3 separate regions of the Homo sapiens genome follow, and all the other regions are linked to region 1. Evidence: chromatin contacts called from ENCODE Hi-C or POLR2A ChIA-PET data. All regions are on one chromosome and are shown on one strand. Each heading gives the region's core, a stretch centred on a gene start or an enhancer-like site at or near the end of the contact. The rest is flanking DNA. Distances are from core to core; before and after follow the strand shown.

Region 1 (4,314 bases), core at 1,815-4,314:
TGGGAGGCTGAGACAGGAGAATCACTTGAACCTGGGAGGCAGAGGTTGCAGTGAGCCAAGATCACACCACTGCACTCCAGCCTGGGCAACACAGTGAGACTCCATCTCAAAAAAAACAAAAACAAAAACAAAAACAAAAAAAGAAAGAAAACAATCATGGGAAACAATTGAAAGAGCTGCCAAAGCCACAGGAACCTGGCTAGGATCTCCACTAGCACTGTGCTTGCATAGGTGTGGACTAAATAAATACGCAGCTAGTGACCAATCACCACTACTGATAGGAAAACGGGCACCCCTCTGTGACTCCTCCTTCAGGGAAGAGTTCCAGCCTGCCACCTGAAAGAGCAGCACTGCCAGAGGCTTGAGCCACAAGACGGATGGGAGACACAGAGGCTTCACAGGCCTTCCTGGTGCACCCAACCTCTCCTTCTTCTTCTGCCCTCTTCAGTGACAGCCTCGAACTCTCCAAGACTCCAACTTCACAAAGGTAATACAGAAGCTGCTCTCAAAAGTGCCTAAGACACAGAATAGCATCAAAGTCAGAGGAAAAGGAAAGCTGGTGTTCGGTATTTCAGGTTCACACAGAAGAAAGCTGGAGACTGTATTAGTCTCCTGTGGCTGCCATAACAAATTACCACCAACTGAATGGCTTAACACAACAGACACTTATTCTCTCTCAGTTTTAAACGCCAAAAACCCAAAATCAAGTGGTCATCTGCAGGGCCATGCTCTCTGTCAAGTCTCTAGGTGAGCATCCTTCCTTGCCTCTTCTAGCTTCTGGTGGCTGCCAGCAACCCCTGGCTTTCCTTGGCTTGTAAATGTACTATTCCAATCTCTGTTTCTGTCTCCATAGGGCCATTTCCCTGTGTGTGTCTCTCTGTATTCAAATTTCCCTCTTTTTATAAAAATACTAGTTGACGAACTAAGGCCCACCCTCATCCAGTATGACCTCATTTTACCTTGATTACTTGTGCAAAAACCCTATTTCCAAATGTCACATCCATAGTTTCCAGATGGACATAAATTCAACTCAGTATAAGGACAAATTACCAAGAGCCACAGCCTTCAATCCAAAGGTTGAGTCACTGCTGTAACTCCACACAGCAGCTCTGTTATTCTTACATCTAAGCTGATTAAGAATTAGAGTTTAGACTGATGAGGAACCAAAACCTTAAGACCTAAAAGTAACACATAAAAGTTACACTGTCATGTGGCTCCTCTTCCCTGGACTCTTATGTTCTACAGCATTTGTTCCTGTCACTACCAGGACCTCCTACCCACCACCATTCCAGAATCTTCACTCACCTTGGACCCTGACACTGGTTTTGTTGAAAGGTCTTACTGTTCTCGAATCAAGCACGGTCCTGTGGAGTCGAATAGGGTCTCCGGCCACCTTTGATGACTCCCTTCATTCTCAAAGCCACTGTCTGAGCTGTCAGTAACTCACGCTGCTAACCCCCAGATCACTCTTAAAAGTAAACTTTCCTTTTTTTTTTTGAGACAGAGTTTCGCTCTTATTGCCCAGGATGGAGTGCAATGGAACGATCTCGGCTCACTGCAACCTCCACCTCCCAGGTTCAAGTGATTCTCCTGCCTCAGCCTCCCAAGTAGCCAGGATTACAGGCATGTGCCACCATGCCCAGCTAATTTTGTATTTTTAGTAGAGACTAGGTTTCTCCATGTTGGTGAGGCTGGTCTCAAACTCCTGACCTCAGGTGATCTGTCCACCTCGACCTCCCAAAGTGCTGGGATTACAGGCGTGAGCCGCCACACCTGGCCAAAAGTAAACTTTTCTAACTGGATGCAGTAAATTCCAAAGTTTATCATTCAAACACTCAAACAATAATATTTATTATGAAACAGGAGTACAAACCATTTTACTGTGTTTATGAATGATTCTACTCAGACTTATCTTCGTAACACAATTCATAATTTTCAGCATTCCAGACTTCAGCTTTGGAACAGAACTATGTTCTGAAATCTTGACGTTTGCTTATCTCTGATCTGTTTTCACCAGTGGCTGATTTTATCCTAGGTACCCTCCACGTAATGTCTCATTCCCTAGGGCCCTGGCATAGCTCAGCGCCACAGCAATCAGACAAGGACTCTGGAGCTCTGGAGCTGTATAGCATCTAGGGTGTACCCAGGTCATTCCAGCCGAAGAAAAAAAAAAAAAAAAAAAAAAAAAAAAAAAAAACTTCCTGCTAACACAACATAGGAGGTGGTTTTGACACCAGCAAGCAGAAACATGGAAACTCACAGGGAAACTCTAGTCCTCTTCTATGCTCAAGGCAAGAGCCGCAGCCCTCAAGAGACCACAGGCAAATCAAGTGGGTCAAAAACACCACACCCCCTGCAGAAACTGATCCACCCAGCAGACGGGGGGCCTCAGCCCGGCCAGCTTCCGGACTCCACCAAACTTCACAGCATGACCCGAATCAGTTCCTTCCAGCCTCCCCAAGGAGCCCAGGAGTTTCTCGGAAAGAAGCCTGCCAGTGTCAGGAAAAACGCCAATAGCTCCTCCTCGTCCTTGCAAGCCTCGATCCTACGTGCAGCCACTGTCACCCCCAGACCCCACGCTCCGACCTCCGAGCCCCCCAACGCCCGTCACACCATCCAGCAGTCTCCTCAGAGTCCAAGTTGCCCTCTCCAGACCCCCGACTCCACCCGCAGCCCAGGAGGCCAACGCGGCCACCTGACCTCTGACCCCTGACCCCGACCTGGCCCTCCGCGGCACACCCACCTGCCCGGGAGCTTGCTGTTGCTGCGCTTCCAGAATTGCTTCCTGGCCCCGTCGCTGGCCATGGCCCCTCCTCATCCCTCAGACCCGCGGCCCAGACACCCCGAGTGCACCCGGCCCTCCCCTAGCGGCCCTTTCCTGTGCCCCGGGTGGCCCCTCACTGCTCCCGGGACTCCAGAGCCTAGAGCCGAGAAGCTCTTCCGCCTCCTTCCGGAAGTTGTGCCTACGCGCGCCCGGAAGTCCCGCCTAAGTCCCTGGTGGCGAGTGACGCAGCACTCCGAGCGCCCGTCGTTATTAAAGGGCGACGCCGCGCAACGCACGTTACACGCATCGCGGAGGGAGCGGAGGTGGTTGGGTTTCTGAGTTTGAGTCTGTCGCTCCTGGCTCTCCCGACACAACAGCGGCGCCCACCTGCCCGCAACGGACTCCCAGGAGCCTCGAGCTCCTCATTTCCAAAGCTGAACTGCCCCGTGTCTGATTCCGATTTCTCTTGAGCGCGTTTCGGAGCCGGCCCAGAACAGAGGGAAGCCAGACACACCATACCCGGCCCAACAGTGGCAGGGCGGCTGCGGGTGCTGGTCAAGCTGGGTCACCCGGCACTGAGTGACGATCAGCAAATACTCAGTGGACGAAATATTTGCAGTGCAGTGAGGTGAGGGGCATAACCGCGGAGCGTATTCGAAGAGATGAGAGAGACTGGGGATTAGGCCAGGCTTGAAGGGAAGAATGGTTTGAGCACCGAGGACAAGAATTAATTCCCCAGGCCTGGGTTCCAGCCTTGTGCGGCTATCACGTGCTTGAAACCTGGCTAGTCCGGAGTGAGATGCGCTTTACGTGTAAAATACAGGATTCCAAAGACGTCGTATAAAATAATTTGTATATTGTTTGCATGTTAGGTAACATTTTTAATGTATTGGATTAAATAAAATGCATTAAAATTATTTTTACATTCCTTTTACTCTTTTTAAAATTATTTTTACCTTTTTTATTCTTTTTTTCCGGGGGGGACTGGGGGTGGGTGTCTTGCTATGTTGCCCAGGCTAGTCTCGAACTCCTGCCCTCTAGTGATCCTCCTGCCTCACCCTCCCCAGTAGTTGGAACTGCAGGTGCACACGTTATGACTAGATCTTTTTACTGTGTGTGTGTGTGTGTGTGTGTGTGTGTGCAGAAAATCACTAAAAAAACCGTGTCTGGTTTGCATTACATTTCTGTGCTTCTTAGACCAAAGATTGAATGCTCAGGGACTGTCATTTCAGACTGGAGCTTTAGTGTATTTGGAGCTCCTGCCAGTTCTCTTTTAAAACAAAAATCTAAGACATATTTTCTGATTAAGAATTTCCCTGGAGGCTGAGGCAGGAGAATAGCGTGAACCCGTGAGGCAGAGCTTGCAGTGAGCCCAGATCGTGCCACTGCACTCCAGGCTGGGCGACAGAGCGAAACTCCGTCTCAAAAATAATAACAATTTCCCATGCCTCTTCATTTACTGGTAAGTAACATTGACTTAGTACTTACTATGTGCAAGGCGTCCTACTCTCCTAGAATCCTCTCCTAGTAGGGCTCAGAAGGCCCCAGGG
Region 2 (4,314 bases), core at 1,237-3,736, 720 kb after region 1:
AATATATCCAAAATATTATCAGTTCAACATACGATCAAGATAAAGATTAATGAGATACTTTACATTTTCATACTAAATCTTTTTTTAAATTTTTGTGAGTACATAGTAGGTATAAACATTTAGGGATGAAGTTTCTTACTGTGTTTTCCCAGTAACAAGCACTGGCATCAGCTGTCATGATTTCTCCCCAAGGCCTAGGATGGTCAGCCTCGCACGCTCCACAGCAGAGTGACTGAAGCTCTATCGAGGTGTGGCACGAGCGTGTTGTCATTTCAAGAGAATCTGCAGCCTCCCTGGTTTTTAATGAAAGCTCCTATGCAGGGCCTGGCCCTTTCCTGGGGAGGGAAGGCTGGCTGTGTCTCCCGCTGCATCCTCACTGGGAACTTCATTCCTGAGCTGCGACCGCTATTTTTTGGATTGGAAAATGCCTTGGGAACGGCTCATCTTCCTGCGGCTTGAGCCCATTTGTTTTCTGACTGGTGGTCACTGGTGATTAGAGTGTGTCCCAAAGGGAACCGTCACCTTAGTTCTATCATACACTATCAATAACTTGTCCAGGGCTGACTTTGTGGCTGTGTGGCTTGCCCAGTGGTAGAGGGCCGGTGTGCAGAAGGGCCCCACACTCAATGTTTGGCTGTCCCCGGTCTTAAAATTCTTAGTCATTCTTGAACAAGGGAACCCATATTTTCATTTTGTTCTAGGCTCTGAGAGTTACATAATTGATTCTGACTTTGGCTGTTGGTCAACAGTGTCATAAGGTAAAATAAGGTAAAAATCTATGATTTTTATATTTCTTTTTTTCTTTCTTTCTTTTTCCTTTTTTTTTTTTTTTTTTTTTTTGAGACACAGTCTTGCTCTGTCACCAGGGTGGAGTGCAGTGGCGCAGTGGTGCGATCTTGGCTCACTGCAACCTCCGCCTCCCGAGTTCAAGCGATTCTCCTGCCTCAGCCTCCTGAGTAGCTGGGACTACAGGTGCGCACCATCATGCCCAGCTAATTTTTGTATTTTTAGTAGAGACGGGATTTCACCATGTTGGCCAGGGTGGTGGTCTCGATCTCCTGAACTTGTGATCCGCCCACCTCGGCCTCCCAAAGTGCTGGGATTACAGGCGTGAGCCAACGTGCCCAGCTGATTTTTATATTTCTTTTACTAAATTCTGTTTACAGAAATAATTCCAGATTCTATGTAAGATACAAATATTTTAACTGAAGATCATTGTATTTAGGGAAAATGTTCACCTTTAAGAGACAGGGGCTGGGCGTTGTGGCTCACGCCTGTAATCCCAGCACTTTGGGAGGCCGAGGCTGGTGGATCGCACGAGCCCAGGAATTCCAGACCAGCCTGGGCAACACGGCGAAACCCTGTCTATGCAAAATATACAAAAATTAGCCAAGCATGGGGGTGTGCACCTGTAACTCCCAGCTACTCCAGAGGCTGAGGTGGGAAGACTGCTCAAGCCCGGGAGGTCAAAGCTGCAGTGAGAGACCTTGTCTTAAATACAAACAGGCAGGAAGTCGTTATAAGCATAATACAATCCTGGATGTTGGAATCATCCCTGTCCAGCCTTGGCTCTGCCACGTGGGTGCTGAATGCTGCCTCAGGGACCCTGGTGCCCAGCTCCCACCTGCAGGGTGTTCTGAGGAGCCAGCACGCTGGGAGGGCCTAGCAGGAGATGTGGCATGAACCAGGTATTCGATAAATAAAAAGTGCCTTTGATTGTCACGTTTATCATTTGACATGTAGGCACAGGTGCAGTTTGATTATTTTTAATGTAAGTCTATTTTATCTCTTCCCGTTATAAAAGCAATACACACTGTGATAGACGGTTTGGAGAATTCAGGAAAGAAAAAGAAAAAGAAAAAAAATTCCTCCTAGGCCCTCTGCTCCAGAGCCTCCAGCCGTCACATGACAGTGTATTTCTTTACAATTACAGAAATAGATACGTGACTGTTACATTTTGAAACTTTTTCTTTTACCTTGACTTATTTTTAAATAGAAACACTAGTGAGGCCCCACAGAACTGAGCAGAACTAATGGCCCCCCATGTGGTGGAATAGTTCTGAGCTGGCCCCACTTTGGATGCAGCCTTCCCCGGCAAGTCTAAACCCAGTCTCTGTGGCTGCCTGTTCACAGGGACCGTGGACTGTGATGTTTACAGTACGAAAGCACTGGGAGAGAACGCTACATCACAAAGTGTCCTTAACCTGCTGCCGCCTCAGCTTTCCCATTTGTGACTTGGTTAAAAAAAATTTTTTTGACAGTTTTAAGCTCTTATTTTAATTTCCACAGGCTGTTGTAGAATCTGCTCAGCCAGGGAGGGGAAAGGAGTCGGCAATCAGGTCTCCTCCTGGGCACCTTTGTGAGGCCAGCTGGCGAGAGTGGGGGGTGACACTGAGGTCCCAGCAGCTCCAAATGCAGGCAGAGCCCTGTCCTCAGAGAAGGTCACAGCCTAGCCAAGCCCAGCCAGGTGGATGGGCCCACGGAACGCACAGGAACCTGGAACGGAGGTTGAAAGCAGGAAGCACAGTCTGTGACTCCCCAGCCCACTCTGCATTCGACCACTTGGGGCCCAGAAGCTTCAGGAAAGGTGCACAAGGTCACTGGGTCCCAGTACTCCCAACAGGAAGGTCTGGTCCAGGGACAGGGCTCTTCCCGACTCCCCTTAGCCACACGCACCAGAAGTTCTGCAGTGCCCAGTGGGCATAGCAGTCCCCAAGAATGACCCAGCACTGAAGCTGAGCCAAAGAACTTGGGGAGCGAGCCACACCCCCTCACTCCCTCTTCGCCTGCTCCAGACTTGCCAGGCGGTTGCTTTTCGTGGGAACCGGGATGTCCTCACCACCCTGTCCAGGGCCCAGCCCCATGTCCCTGGCCTGCTACAGCTGGAAAAAAAAAAGAGAGATGTTTGTTTTTATTTGTTTATAAAAAGAAAAGTGTTATATATATAACATATTATACCTCATGAATACATACAATTATTTGTCAATTAACAATAAAGAAAAATACAGCAAGCAAAAAAGACTCTCTTCCACAAAAATAGTGTTCATTACAGAAAAGTACAAAAAAAAAAAAAAAAAACTAAGAGGATATTTAGAATTAAGAAAAAACTAAGAGGGTATTTAGAATTAAAAAATAAAAAGAAAACAATTACCCATGAGGTAATTACTGAATGCATTTGGTTGAAAGTCCTTCTGCTATATTTTCCAAACTGTATGTGTATATATGTGCGCATGCATATATGTGTTTGTGTGTGTGTACACATATCTATATGAATGGACCATATCGTAAGTTATAAATGCATACATATATTCATGTATATATAATCATTAGATCATACTATAGGTTATTTTACAGTCTTTTTGTTGAATACGTTGTGAGCATTTTATGTCATTATTTTCTACAAGATTTGAAAAATAAAGTATAAATACCAGTTAATTTTTGAAATCAACCTTATTAAGGAATAAGTTCCATGCAGCAAAATCCCTTTCACCTCTACTGTTCGATGAGTTTTGACAATGTATGCAACCGTGACATGTATCACCACGATCAAGAAAGAAAACATCACCACAAAATGTTCCCTAGAGCCCCTTGCAGGCAGTCTCTGACTTCCTGGCAGCCAGCAATCTGAATCCAACCACCGTAGATCAGTTTCAATTTATTAAAAAAAAATTTTAACTCATGGAGTATGAACTCTTGCTCGGGATCCTGCTATCTATGTTGTTGAGTTTATCAATAGCCCATTCCTTTTTACTGCTACGTGATATTTTATCATATGCCTATTGACATTTGTTTACCCACTCACATACTGATGGACAATTGAATTGTTTGTGTTGTCTGTTTGTTTGTTTTTTGAGACAGGGTCTCACTGTCACCCAGGCTGGAGTGCAGTGGTGCAATCTCGGCTCACTGCAACCTCTGCCTCCCAGGCTCAAGTGATCCACCTCGGCCTCCCAAAGTGCTGAAATTACAGGCGTGAGCCACTGTGCCTGGCCTGTTTCTGATTTTTTAAAATGTTTGCTATTGTGACTAGAACTTTGTGAATGCCAATTAATTTTTACAGTGTTTTAATGAGCAATGTCACCCGCACGTGCTGTGAATGCCCACGCATGTGGGCACAGCCTGTGTGTTTCCTTCCTGGAGCACTTGAGATGGGGAAACCAAGAGATGGGGGGTGAAGAAAGGAGCCAGAGGCCACACAGCTGGTTAGGAACAGGCTAGGGGAACCCAGCCTCTAAATCCCAGTATTCCAGGACAACATGCTGCCATACTCTCACAACACTTGCCTGTATCAGAAATGCTTGTAATTTTCCCACA
Region 3 (4,314 bases), core at 733-3,232, 510 kb after region 1:
CTGAATCATGACTGTTGATATCATGTTTAAACAGTGTAGAAAGGGTGCATATGAAAAATTATGATTGCAGAAAATATTACACAATATTTTCATTATATAAAATAATGTTATTATTTCACCATTATCATCGTTTCTTACATTTAGATCCATACAGGATTTCTTACGTTTTTCTTTTACGTTGTTGGGGTATTACCAAGAAAACTGAAAACTGCGGTAGATTACTCACTTTGTTTGAATCTCTCTCTTCAGTACAATCTACACCTTGATCTACCATCGCCGGAAAATTGTCTCTATAGAAGTTAGTTTCAGAATCATTCATCCATAAATCTTTTTCTTCAGACTCCAGCAAATGCTTCTAGTTCCGATTTTCTTACATTGTACTTTAATGTCATTTTAGTGCTTATTTCATATGCAGTTGCTTTTTGGAAACCATTTTCTCCTAAAACTTTATGCAATATTTTAAATCCTTTTGGATTCTTTAAAACGTTTTCTAATTGTAATAACTGGACAGCTCAAATACAAAATTAACTCTATTTTCTGCCAAAGACCACGATTTGCTCTTTGAATGCTGCCTATTATTTCACTTAACTCTTTTAACGCATCTCATGTGTTAACCTGTCTACAATAAGTCAAATTGCTTTAACAGCACTCATGGGGTTACCATCATTGTATCTGAGGGTAGCCACAGGTCAAATTCAAAATGCTTCAAGATGTTCCATCTTTAGACACCGCCAGAAACAAACAAACAACCCAGTATGTCATCTTTGAAATGATCCAACGAATCGAATGCCGTTGCTCTAAGTACAGTGGAGGTCATCGAAATCCAGCTGCTTGCTAATCGCTTGCTAATTTCTGGGGCCCCTCTTGCCCAGGTCTAAGAGTGGTTCTGGTTTCCATTAGTGCTAAAATGCCTTCTATATCCTTACTTCTCAATTCGCCAAAGGAGCAAGTCCCAGACCCCAGCCTGCTGCAACTGGGCAACATTCCTACAGATGTGGCTTGACAAACCAAGAATAAATTCTGGTCTCTCAGGAACAGAGACGAAGCACCCCTCGGCCTAGGGAAAGGTCACAGAGGGCCCCGTAACGCAACAGCATGTGAAAGGCTGCCGGCTGGTGGCACAGGCAGACCTTCTCCCGCGTGGAGCAAAACCCTCAAATCTTTGGGGGAAGGAGGGTGGCCATCCTGTCGTCCCCAAAGCACAGGTGAAGGCCCGCGGCGGCTGGGGCGAGGGACTCGAGCTGGGAGGATCGGGGCCCACAGGCAAAGCCAGGCCGGCTTCAGAGTCCGGGCCCCTGACCCCAAGGAAAGGTGCCTCTCACACACCGGAGGCTCCAGGAGTGGGGCGGGCATTTCGGGTCCAGGGCACGGCGTGTCAGAGGCCACGGGCGGGAACAGAAGGAAGCAGGTGTGGCTGGTGCCTGGGGGCGAGGGGCAGCGGAGAGGCCCGGGAGGCTAAAGGAGAACGCGGCGCAGACCCGAGGGGCGCCGCAGGCGACGTGGGCTTTGGAGGAGCAGGGACAGGTCCTGAGACCCCGTTGGGCCGACACACCCCCTCCTGCATGCGGGGGCAGACGTCCCGGTGGGGTAGACTGGCAGCCTAGTCCGCGGCGCGGGAGGGCAGGTGGGAGACTGGAGGCGCCCTCGCGCCCCTCAGCTATCCGGGAGCCTCGCGCCGGCGACCTCGACCCTGTCGAACCCGGCGGAACACTCAGAAAGAAGCTGAGCGCCTCGCAGCGGCCAGGACAGCGGGCCAGGCCCGCGCGCTCCCGCAGCGCACGGCCAGACGCGACGCCCCTCAGCACGGAACCCAGCCTCGCGGACTACCCCGAAGCTCAGAGCCACATCCCGCGCAGAGGACCGCGGCGACCGGAAAAGCAAGGCAGAGGCGGAAAACCACCGCGAGGTCCCGCCTCCCGCTCCGCGCCTGCGTCTGCGGCTGCACCGGGGTTGGCCGGGCCGCGGTGGGGCGGGGCCGCTCAGGCGCCTTGGACGCGGAGCCGTGGGACGAGGGCGGCGGTGAGTTCGAGGTGGCAGAGTGACTGGGGCGAGCGTGCTGTGGCCCTTCCCTGCGCTGCCTCAGGGTGCCTCCCGCTCGCCGGGACTGAGTTCCGCGCCGGCGTGGCCTGCTGGGTTCCAAGCGCCAGGAGTCGGCGCAGCCGCTCTCAGCTTTGGGGACGGGACCGAGAAGCGGGGTGTGGGCCTCACGGGACTGTCCCCCCTGACCTCGGGCAGCGCTGGGGCGAGAGAGGGCAGGCGGAGGCTCGCGGGGACCACCAGCATCCCCGGACCCTCTCAGCCGTCCCTGTTCACAGGCACCGCCCCCAGGAGCCTCGGCAGGGGCCTAGGACGCCCCGGCGTGCAGAAGAGAAGCGGGATCAGGTTCACGCACACCCGCGATCGATCGTAACTTTTGTTTTGAGACAGAGTCTCGCTCTGTCGCCCAGGCTGGAATGCAGTGGCGCGATCTCGGCTCACCGCAACCTCCGCCCCCCCAGCCCCCGCTCCCCAACCCCCCGCTCAAGCGATTCTCCTACCTCAGTCTCCTGAGTAGATGAGATTAGAGGCGCCCGCCCCCACGCCCGGCTAATATTTTATTTTATTTAATTTTAATTTTTATTTTTTTGAGAAGGAGTCTCGCCCTGTCGCCCAGGCTGGAGTACAGTGGCACAATCTCGGCTCACTGCAATCTCCGCCTCCTAGGTTCAAGTGATTCCCCTGCCTCAGCTTCCTAAGTAGCTGGGATTACAGGCACCCGCCACTATGCTCGGCTAATTTTTGTACTTTTAGTAGAGATGGGGTTTCGCCATGTTGGCTAGGTTGGTCTTGAACTCCTGACCTCAGGTAATCCGCCCGCCTCTGGCTACCAGAGTGCTGGGATTACAGGTATGAGCAACCACACCGGGCCAGACTTAACTTTTAAAGTCACTGGTAACCCATGCTTCCTGGAGTTGCATCTGGGGACACCCAGTGGGGAAAGCCATCGCATTTGATACGCCTTTATACACCACGCTCAGTTCAGGCGAGGGGAGGTCACAGCCAAGAGCTAGGGGCCAGCTGATAATGTCGTACTTGATTCCATAGTCAAAGAAGGAGCTGGGTAATCAGCAAAATTGTAACTTTTGATGAACCCATCAGATGGCAGCCATTTAGCCAGAAATCTAAGGAAAGAGAGGCCTCCAAGACCCAACCATGAACATGAGAAGGGGGTTCCATACAAGCAGATAAGAAAACAGTTTTTTTGTTTGTTTGTTTTTTGAGATGGAGTCTCGCTGTCTCCCAGGCTGGAGTGCAGTGACGCGATCTCGGCTCACTGCAAGCTCCGTCTCCTGGGTTCACGCCATTCTCCTGCCTCAGACTCCCATGTAGCTGAGACTATAGGCGCCCGCCACCACGCCTGGCTAATTTTTTGTATTTTTAGTAGAGGCGGGGTTTCACCATGTTAGCTAGATGGTCTCGATCTCCTGACCTCGTGATCCGCCTGCCTTGGCCTCCCAAAGTGCTGGGATTACAGGCATGAGCCACTGCGCCTGGCCAAGAAAACAGTTCTAATGTCCACACCACGTGTGGACTAATGTGAGGGCATAGAGCTTCTAGGAGCAGCAGAAACAGGAGATTTTGCACCCACTCTGGGCCCTTCTCCACCAGCGTTCACTGGGGGCTTGTGGTAAAGAATGGGGCAGAGCAGGAGACCGGAACGCTTTTACCGTGGTGCAGACCTGGAAGAAGAGATGGGTGCTCTGGCTTGATCCTGTCTGGATCCTTCTCTCTAGCAGTACAAAAACCTTAAACCATTGGAATATGGACAGCAAATCCTGTCACTCTGGGCACCGGTGAAAACCTGTTTCAGCTGGGGATAGAGAAAAGGGTACGGTAGGGAGGCAAGAAACTGTGCTAGGACTATATGGTTAGGGTCTTCATAGCTGGGAAAGGGGCAGGATTCCTGAGAAAGCCTGTGACCCAGGGACACCCCATCTCTTGATCTTGCAGATGGCGTCCCATGTAGAGTGCCGTCCTCTGGGAGTGTTTGAGTGTGAACTCTGTACCTTGACAGCTCCGTACAGCTATGTGGGACAGAAGCCCCCCAACACCCAGTCGATGGTGTGAGTGCATGCCTTTTGGGCCAGTGCCGGGGAGGCCTGTGCCCAGTGCTGGTTGGTGGGTGGTGTGCCTAGGTCTGACAACTGTCTCAGGTGTGGAGCTTTAGACCCCACCCTGGCCAGGCTCTGAATGCTTCTGGTGTAATCTCTGGAGGCCTGGGCAAGGCTTGAGGTCTGACTCTTCCAGAACCTTCCTCCACACCTAGCCCAGAGT

What was found. A loop is a pair of places that touch in the nucleus more often than their neighbours do. ChIA-PET counts read pairs that join two places held with the same protein, here RNA polymerase II (POLR2A). Pooled maps may share reads with other maps.
Region 2: a map with no recorded cell type shows a loop between it and region 1 (4-fold over the local background). The contact joins the enhancer-like site here to the promoter of TBC1D22A-DT in region 1. A Hi-C loop is called at or near these places in 1 of 168 maps with a recorded cell type or tissue (CD4-positive, alpha-beta memory T cell), 7 of 37 single-sample maps with no recorded cell type and 8 of 50 pooled maps. POLR2A ChIA-PET finds 5 or more read pairs at or near these places in 5 of 52 experiments (CD4-positive, alpha-beta T cell, GM10248, GM12878 and 2 more).
Region 3: a pooled map shows a loop between it and region 1 (8-fold over the local background). The contact joins the promoter of CDPF1 here to the promoter of TBC1D22A-DT in region 1. A Hi-C loop is called at or near these places in 1 of 37 single-sample maps with no recorded cell type and 6 of 50 pooled maps. POLR2A ChIA-PET finds 5 or more read pairs at or near these places in 1 of 52 experiments (B cell).

What each region holds. Positions count from the first base shown.
Region 1 is chr22:46,761,278-46,765,591 of GRCh38, reverse strand. It overlaps TBC1D22A-DT (TBC1D22A divergent transcript), which reads left to right and starts at 3,064. Exons shown (of 1, transcript NR_186691.1): 1 at 3,064-3,681. It overlaps TBC1D22A (TBC1 domain family member 22A), which reads right to left and starts at 2,942. Exons shown (of 13, transcript NM_014346.5): 1 at 2,744-2,942. The coding sequence starts at 2,805. RefSeq lists enhancers at 1,225-1,274, 1,295-1,374, 2,415-2,494, 3,195-3,324, 3,061-3,895 and 1 more and a silencer at 2,235-2,294.
Region 2 is chr22:46,039,028-46,043,341 of GRCh38, reverse strand. LINC00899 (long intergenic non-protein coding RNA 899) reads left to right here. Exons shown (of 4, transcript NR_027036.1): 3 at 702-768; 4 at 2,290-3,435. It overlaps LOC124905136 (a long non-coding RNA gene), which reads right to left. Exons shown (of 2, transcript XR_007068137.1): 2 at 2,905-4,314. Among named protein-coding and RNA genes, the nearest start is that of LINC00899, 3.7 kb to the left of the region's middle. Within about 2 kb of position 2,486, at least 6 of the 41 ENCODE cell types and tissues checked have a DNase peak (open chromatin) inside an H3K27ac peak, as active enhancers do.
Region 3 is chr22:46,247,961-46,252,274 of GRCh38, reverse strand. CDPF1 (cysteine rich DPF motif domain containing 1) reads left to right here and starts at 1,982. Exons shown (of 4, transcript NM_207327.5): 1 at 1,982-2,019; 2 at 3,991-4,103. The coding sequence starts at 3,991. RefSeq lists silencers at 1,794-2,123, 2,234-2,403 and an enhancer at 1,692-2,199.